Linked DNA regions of Homo sapiens: region 1 is linked to region 2. Evidence: read pairs that join two places in POLR2A ChIA-PET (ENCODE). Cell type or tissue: OCI-LY7. All regions are shown on one strand. Region 1 overlaps BCAS4 (breast carcinoma amplified sequence 4). Region 2 overlaps DPM1 (dolichyl-phosphate mannosyltransferase subunit 1, catalytic).

The links. Peaks named below come from ENCODE experiments on the same cell type or tissue, not always from the same donor. Only the 100,000 strongest peaks of a DNase experiment are listed, where the experiment ranks them.
Region 1: POLR2A ChIA-PET joins it to region 2 with 7 read pairs; 12 of 35 experiments call an interaction of 5 or more read pairs at or near these places.

What each region holds. Positions count from the first base shown.
Region 1 is chr20:50,857,525-50,861,524 of GRCh38, reverse strand. The region is part of intron 4 of BCAS4 (breast carcinoma amplified sequence 4); the gene reads right to left. Among named protein-coding and RNA genes, the nearest start is that of BCAS4, 64 kb to the right of the region's middle. RefSeq lists an enhancer at 158-679. In OCI-LY7, no CTCF peak of the experiment used is centred here; a DNase peak (open chromatin) is centred at 2,234; H3K27ac peaks cover 3,454 bases.
Region 2 is chr20:50,933,189-50,937,188 of GRCh38, reverse strand. DPM1 (dolichyl-phosphate mannosyltransferase subunit 1, catalytic) reads left to right here. Exons shown (of 9, transcript NM_003859.3): 8 at 927-1,041; 9 at 1,953-2,319. The coding sequence ends at 2,057. All of the region lies in intron 2 of ADNP-AS1 (ADNP antisense RNA 1), which reads right to left. Among named protein-coding and RNA genes, the nearest start is that of ADNP, 3.8 kb to the right of the region's middle. In OCI-LY7, no CTCF peak of the experiment used is centred here; no DNase peak of the experiment used is centred here.

The DNA of each region.
Region 1 (4,000 bases), 76 kb after region 2:
CATCTCAGAAGACAGGCCGTCCGTGCTGGACGGAGGCCATCTCGCCTTCAGGGAAACACCGCACCCTTGTCATTTCACTCACAGCTCCTGCAAAGCTCTGGTCCAGCCCCTCCACCCCAGGCCCACACTGTGGGCTCCACACGGTGCAGGCCCTGGAGCCCTCCACAGCTGCAAAGAGAGAAACGATAAGGGAATGAGATCCCGAGCCTGCTTCCTAGTCCATGCCCACACCGATGCTGCAGCTGGTCAGCCCCTCACCACGCAGGGAACTCGTCTGCCCCATTCGCTGCTGAACTCTTGGCCCAGGACAGCATCTGCCGCACAGGAGACGCCTAATCCATGTGAACTCAGACCTCCCACCTCTGGGCCTCCCGCTCCCAGGTGACTTCATTTGGCCTCATGGAGACACAATACTGGATGCCTCCAGTGCTGAACTCCACGCTCAAATCTCTAACTGCTGCTTGACCACCCCAGCAAATCCTGTTGGCTCTGCCTGCAAACGTATCCAGACTTTTTTTTTTTTTTTTCCAGAGACCGGGTCTTGCTCTGTCACCCAGGCTGAAGTGCAGTGGCACGATCACGGCTCACTGCAGCCTCAACCTCCTGGGCTCAAGTGACACACTCTTTGTCTTTTTCTTTTATTTATTTTTTTGAGATGGAGTCTCGCTATGTCGCCAGGCTCAAGGACAGTGGCATGATCTTGGCTCACTGCAACCTCCGCCACAGGTTCAAGCAATTCTCTTGCCTCAGCCTCCTGAGTAGCTGGGATTGCAGGTGTGTGCCTTCACACCTGGCTAATTTTTGTATTTTTAGTAGAGACGGGGTTTCGCCATGTTGGCCAGGCTGGTCTTGAACTCCTGACCTCAGGTGACCCACCCTCCTGGGCCTCCCAAAGTGCTGGGATTATAGGCGTGAGCCACCACGCCCGGCCCAGACTCTTAATTCATGTAGCAACTTGGACAAATCTCCAGGGAAGTATGTGAGTGAAAACAGCCAATCCCAAAGGGTCACAGACTGCACCGTTCCATTTATAGAACATTTTTGAAATGGCAAAATCTTAAAAATGGAGGGCAGATGAGTGGTAGCCAGGGGTTGGGCAGGGAGTTGGAGGACAGGAAGGGTTAGGGTGGTTATAAAGGACAGCACAGGGGACCTGGCGGGACCCTGCTCAGTGTCTTGGCTGATAGAAGTAAATTGTATGGAATGGGTACAAACCTACAGGACTTATGCCATATGCAAATGAGTCCAAGTCGGACTGGGGAGCTCTGCATGGGATCAGCAGGTCAGATTCATGTTGCTATCCTGGTTGGGATATTGTGCTATGGTTTTGAAGCATGTTACCACTGGGGACAACTGGGCACAGAAAGGGATCTCTCTGTGTTCTTTTTCCAGGCAGGATCTCACTCTGTCGCCCAGGCTATAGTGCAGTGGTGCAATCACAGCTCACTGCAGCCTCAACCTCCCAGGCCCAAGCAATCGTCCTACCTCAGCTTCCCAAATGCCTGGAACCCCAGACATATGCTACTATGCCCAACTAATTCTTTTCTTTTGAGATGGGGGTCTCCCTATGTTGCCCAGGCTGGTCTCGAAATCCTGGGTTCAAGCGATCCTCCCGCCTCAGCCTCCCAAAGTGTTGGGATTACAGGCGTGAGCCACCGCGTCCGGCCTCTCCATGTTATTTCTTGTAACCGAATGTGAATCTACAATGTTCTCAAAAGAAAATTTCAATTAACACGCACACACATCCAGAGTTGGCTACACCTCCCCACCTCCTCCTGCCCCCCTCAACCTGCGCCAGGCCACCAGCACGTCTCCTGGACCATTCCAGCGGCTCTAAGCTCCCTAAGCTCCACACCGCACACCTGGCATCTTCCCTCTACATGCAGCAGAGCGGTCCCAGTAAAACAAGGGCTGAGCAGGTCTCAGAGCCTCCAGGCTGAGCCTCCCACTGGCCCCAGAGCCTACTCCCTCCACTTCTTCCCTCCCCCAGAGCACCAGCCACCTGGCTCTCAAGTCACCTCCCCAGAGGCTCTCCCTGGCCCCTGTCTCCTCCTCCTCAGACACCTCTCCTTTCCCTTCCTTACAGGGCTCTCCCTGGGGCATATCACACACTAGGCCATCGCCAGGGCCAGGAGCAGGCGGCCTCTACTCCTTCCACGCCAAGGGTCTGAACAGTGCCTAGCTCACACAGGTGGTTCAAAGATAAGTGCAGTCGGCCCTCCACATCCGTGGGTTCCACATCCATGCGTTCAACCAACATGAATCAAAAATATTCAAAACCGAGGCTAGGCGTGGTCGCTCAAGCCTGTAATCTCAGCCCTTTGGGAGGTCAAGGCGGAAGGATCACTGGAGCCCAGGAGTTCAGACCAGCCTGGGCAACATAGCAAGACATTGTCTCTACATTAATAATAATAATAATAAATTAGCCGGGCATGGTGGCACACCTGTAGTCTCTCAGCTACTTGCGGGGGGCTGAGGTGGGAGGATTGCTTGAGCCCAGGAGGTCAAGGCTGCAGTGAGCTGAGATCTCACCACTGCACTCCAGCCTGGGTGACAGGGCAAGATTCTGTGTCACACAATAATAATAATAATAATAATAGCAAGAGCCTGTCTCTACAAAAAATACAAAAGTTAGCCAGGCGTGGTGGCACATCCCTGTAGTCCCAGCTACTCAGGAGGCTGAGGTGGTAGGATTGCTCGAGCCCAGAAGTTTGAGGCTGCAGTGAGCTATGATCTGTGTCACTGCATTCCAGCCTGGGCGAAAGAGTGACTGTCTCACCAAAAAAAAAAAAAAAAAAATTCAAGAAAAAAAAAAAAGGATGGTTGTATCTGTACTGAACATGTTCTGATTTTTGGTCATTATTCCCCAAACAATACAGTGTAACAGCTATCTATATAGCATTTACTTTGTTTTTTTGTTTTTGAGACAGAGTCTCACTCAGTCACCCAGGCTGGAGCACAATGGCGCGATCTTGGCTCACTGCAACCTCTGGCTCTTGGTTTCAAGTGATTCTCCTGCCTCACCCTCCCAAGTAGCTGAGATTACAGGCGCTTGCCACCATGCCCGGCTAATTTTTCTATTTTTAGTACAGACAGGGTTTCACCATGTTGGCCAGGCTGGTCTCAAACTCTTGACCTCAGATGATCCACCCACCTCGGCCTCCCAAAGTGCTGGGATTACAGGTGTGAGCCACCATGCCCGTCCAGCATTTACTTTGTATTAGGTATTATAAGTAATCTAGAGATGATTTAGAGTATATGGAAGGATGTATGTAAGTTATATGCAAATTCTCTCTATATATTCTCTGTATTAGAGACTCAAGCACCCATGGATTTTTGATAACTGAAAGGGGTTCCTGGAGCCAAGCCCCATGGATACCAGGGATTACTGTACTAACTTGAATGAATGAATGAATGAAGATGGGGTGGAGGTTTGGCAGCAGAGTTAAGCCTGGCCCAGGGGCTGGAGTTGCTAGTTCTTGGCAGCTCCCGGAGCAGACAAGCAGGCTAAGAGGGGACTGTGTGGGGACGGGATGGGCATGGAGGTGGATGGAAGGAAGCTCCAGGCAGCAACACTGTGGGGTGGTCTCCAGGCTCAAGAACCCTAGAGACAGAGGGAAAGAGGAGAACATCCTGCTGGCTGAGCCGCCCACCCTCACCCCACCATGGACATTCTCAACAGAACCAGAAATGGGGGACTGCTGATGGGGAATAACTCACTTCTCAGGGCACAAAGCCTTAGAGGCTTCCCACTACCTGCCCATTCCCTCAGTGAGACTCATGTTGCTTATGGGAATAAGGGTGGAAGTGGAGGTGGGGGTCACAGAGGACCTCGAATTTGCACTTTGACATCCCCCACCAAAGCCCCAGAGCTGCTAGCATTGAGAGCAGAGTCCCTTCATCCAGCGCAGTAAACTGTCCCATTTCCAAATCCCTCAGATGGCAGCGGTCCCCCTTCCTAGCTGTGTGACCTTGGCCAAGTTACTAACCTCTCTGTGCC
Region 2 (4,000 bases):
AGGTCCAGATGGCCTTAACTTTGAAGAGAACAAAGTTACACCAAACTGCCTCTTCTTGCTTTCTCCCCTCTCCCCACAAAAAAAGGTAGAAATTGCTGCCTCCCTATGAACTGAGACACTGATCTTTAAAAAAAAAAAAAAAAAAGTGTGACTCTGAAAATACGGAGCTCCCTGCTATTTAGTTACTGAAGAAAGTGCTTGGGTCTACCCACTGGACTGCCCAACTCCGCTGTCTTTGTAAATCTGGTGTTTGGCCTGCAGTCCATCTAAAGTTAGGCTGCACATTCACCCACTGTTAAGTGTCTAACTGTGACCTCAACTGGTGATAGGTGAATCCCACCAGGATTGTTTCTATCCTGTGATGCCTCGTTCCTGTTTTAACCTAGCTTCCCAAGCTCATCCTAGAGCAACTTAGTTTATCCTGGGGAATTTATAAAGGAAATCATGAGAAATCAAAACTCATCATAAACATTTATTGGAAAATGACTGTGAATTATGAGGTTCTTTCTTGTCATCTAACATATATAGTTGCTTCATGATCATCTGTCCACCCTGTTGTTCAATATTTGGAACAGTTTCTTTCAACTTTAAATTTTAGGGAAATCTTAAATAATGGATGGTTCTGCATCAAATGATTCATTTTACCGTATTTCACTAATTTCTGATAGTATGGTGGGAAAATAATTCTATAAAAAGATAACTGAGAATTCATTTTCACAATTATTCTAAGTTATTTAGCAAATATTTAATGGCCTTTCTTGCTTAGGACAAATGTATCATAATCATCAAGTGTGCGAGCTTTTCTGTTTACCAATGGCCAGTGAAAGTTTTAGGCTTTATACATACCAGTGAACTCTTTGAAAGGTCAGGATACATAGGCATGTGTATTTATCCAGAAGTTGATATATATTTTTAATTTCTTACAGATTATACCGAAAAGAAGTTCTAGAGAAATTAATAGAAAAATGTGTTTCTAAAGGCTACGTCTTCCAGATGGAGATGATTGTTCGGGCAAGACAGTTGAATTATACTATTGGCGAGGTATGCAACTGATGCTAAATAGTGTGTCATGTTCCTGGTAAAGGAGCAGTAAGGTTTAGAATTTTTATAATAAAAAGTTTAACTTTCATAACTGCTAAATTGTGGAGGTCTTCTAGTTGTTTAGAATATTCATGCACAAAGGGTAAAAATTCATATTAGTACATTTGAACAGTAAGATTTAAAACATTAACAGTCAGCATTCTCTTTTAAATAATTAAAAGTTCCTGGTACTTTCTCAATCCTAGCCCTTTCTTCTAACTAATCAGCATTATGGACTGAGTCTCTTTGCTTCTTTTCCTTTTGTCACCGCCAATGGCCACCATACTTTAAAATGAATGATGAGTTCCATATGTCCATTTCCTGTTAGTAAGAGAAGACCAGGAATTACAGAGCAAGGAGGTGGTGATCTGTAATATTTAGGGCTCGTTAGTGAGCTCTTAGGGTAGGGAAGACTCTCCTCATTTAATAGTAAAACTCTTATTCAGAGCAAGAAAATAGCTATGGAATGTCACTTCTCTTGTGGAAGTTACAAGCTATTTTACTTAATGCTAAACCATTGTAGCTAAATTTGACAAGTGAAAAATCTACGCACAAGGCCATTTTACTTTTGGAGTATAATTTTTCCTTGAAATGCAAACTGAAACTTGAGTAAACCAAGGTAATACCTAGAATCAGTGCTTTTTAAACAGTTGCAGATTTGTTTCATGTGACCTATCTTTAGATAATGCATGTTTAATTTTAAAGACTTGGAGATACACACAGTTGCTTTCATAATCCCCTAATTTTATACTTACTTTAAGGACCTCTGTTGTAGGACTAATCCTATTTCTGTTGTGTTGGTAATGTGGTATACCGGCTAAGCTGCCTAATTGTTTTTAAAGACTAACGTTACTTTTTTTTTTTTAAACTAGGTTCCAATATCATTTGTGGATCGTGTTTATGGTGAATCCAAGTTGGGAGGAAATGAAATAGTATCTTTCTTGAAAGGATTATTGACTCTTTTTGCTACTACATAAAAGAAAGATACTCATTTATAGTTACGTTCATTTCAGGTTAAACATGAAAGAAGCCTGGTTACTGATTTGTATAAAATGTACTCTTAAAGTATAAAATATAAGGTAAGGTAAATTTCATGCATCTTTTTATGAAGACCACCTATTTTATATTTCAAATTAAATAATTTTAAAGTTGCTGGCCTAATGAGCAATGTTCTCAATTTTCGTTTTCATTTTGCTGTATTGAGACCTATAAATAAATGTATATTTTTTTTTGCATAAAGTATTGCTGCCTTCATTAGAGTATGTGAATGTAGAATTTTTTACATGGGGAATAATTTGAAATAGTCTTTTTAAAAACTGGAATCATAGATCTTTATACCTAATTGATCTCAGAAGTAAGATAATGTTAACTGATGAAATGTTTATGGCTGTGTCTGTATGAATTGAAAAAGAAATACACACCTCTGCCCTTTCCTTAAAAATGTATCTCAAATTTCTTAAACTAGAAAATACATTTAGAGCAGGCATTTACAGTTCGGTTCTTTTCAGCTGTTGAATTGATGAAACATTTCATCTATCAAAGCAGGTCTATTTAAAATGCATATTGTGAATTGGGAAACAATTTGACAGCAGTTGATTACATAGCCGTTTTTTTCTCTTTTGAGCAATAACCTCTATCAGTAAGGAAAAATATTAATGACACTGAGGCAGAAACTTAGCTGCTACAGTAATTTTTAAACATCTTACTGAATTATATAACAATTTTTTTCTCAAAAGACTTGTTTTCATATTATTTAAAGACCCTCAGCAAAGCTCACATCCCTACTAATTTGAAAAATCTCTGCCTTAAGCTCTTCTCTCCATTTAGAAAAGTGTTCTGCCAGTTAAAATTTGGGCTAAGCTATCCAATAAAGCCAGGGCAAATATTATGTTTACCCACTTTCTCTAAAGTAGGTATTTCAGAAGAGATCAGTTAATTTCTAACTGTAGCATAGGTTATGGTCATGTAGTATCTTTTAAAATTTGAGTAAGGGCATGCTTTGAGCAAGTAAGTTTAAGTTGACTTTCTTCTGGAAATAAAAGTAAGAGGTGTCTCTAAATTATTTATTGAACAGTATTCCTAATTACTACATTTTCCTGGCTTAACTTGGCTGCTGAAGAAATTGAGGCCCAGCACAATGGCCCATGTCTATAATCCCAGCACTTTGGGAGGCCAAGGCAAGAGGATGGCTTGAGCACAGGCATTTGAGACCAGCCTAGGGAACATAGGGAGATCCTGTCTCTACAAAAATATAAAAAAAGCTGGGTGTGGTGGCACTCACCTGTGGTCCCAGCTACTTGGGAGGCTGAGGTGGGAGGTTCACTTGAGTCTGGGAGGTCAAGGCTGCAGTGAGCTGTGATCATGCCTGGACAACAGAGTGAGACCCTGTCTTTTTTAAAAGAAAAAAAAATGAAAATCTGATTTTTCATTTGCATTTCTCTCTGACAGATTCTACCAGAAATGAATCCCAGACTATAAAACCTGTGGTGTCATTTCGAACATTAAAACCACCCCCTCCCACGCTTCTATAGTTGAACCCATAGTACACATTCCAATAAGGGCCACTCTTGTTCTGTTTCCCTTATGTCCAGAACTGTCCAGCTGGCCAGTGAGGGAACTGCTTTCCTTAGGGAAGAAACTTCTCTCATTCATAACAAGAAGAAAATTCATCAGTGCTTGATGTGAAATTAGTTTTAAGCTAAGATAATAGAAATGTAATATTCTCAGTTTTTTTGGAGTGGTTAGAATTTATTTTTTCTTAACCTAAACTCAAAGTTGAGTTCTCAGTGTCAAGTATGTGGAGCAGAAATTAAGTAACAACCTTAGAGAACCTAATATAGATAGTACTGCCTTCTCAGATACTCACTAGAGTAGATAATGTTTGCCTTTTAAATCTTTTTAGTTATTCACACAATCATTA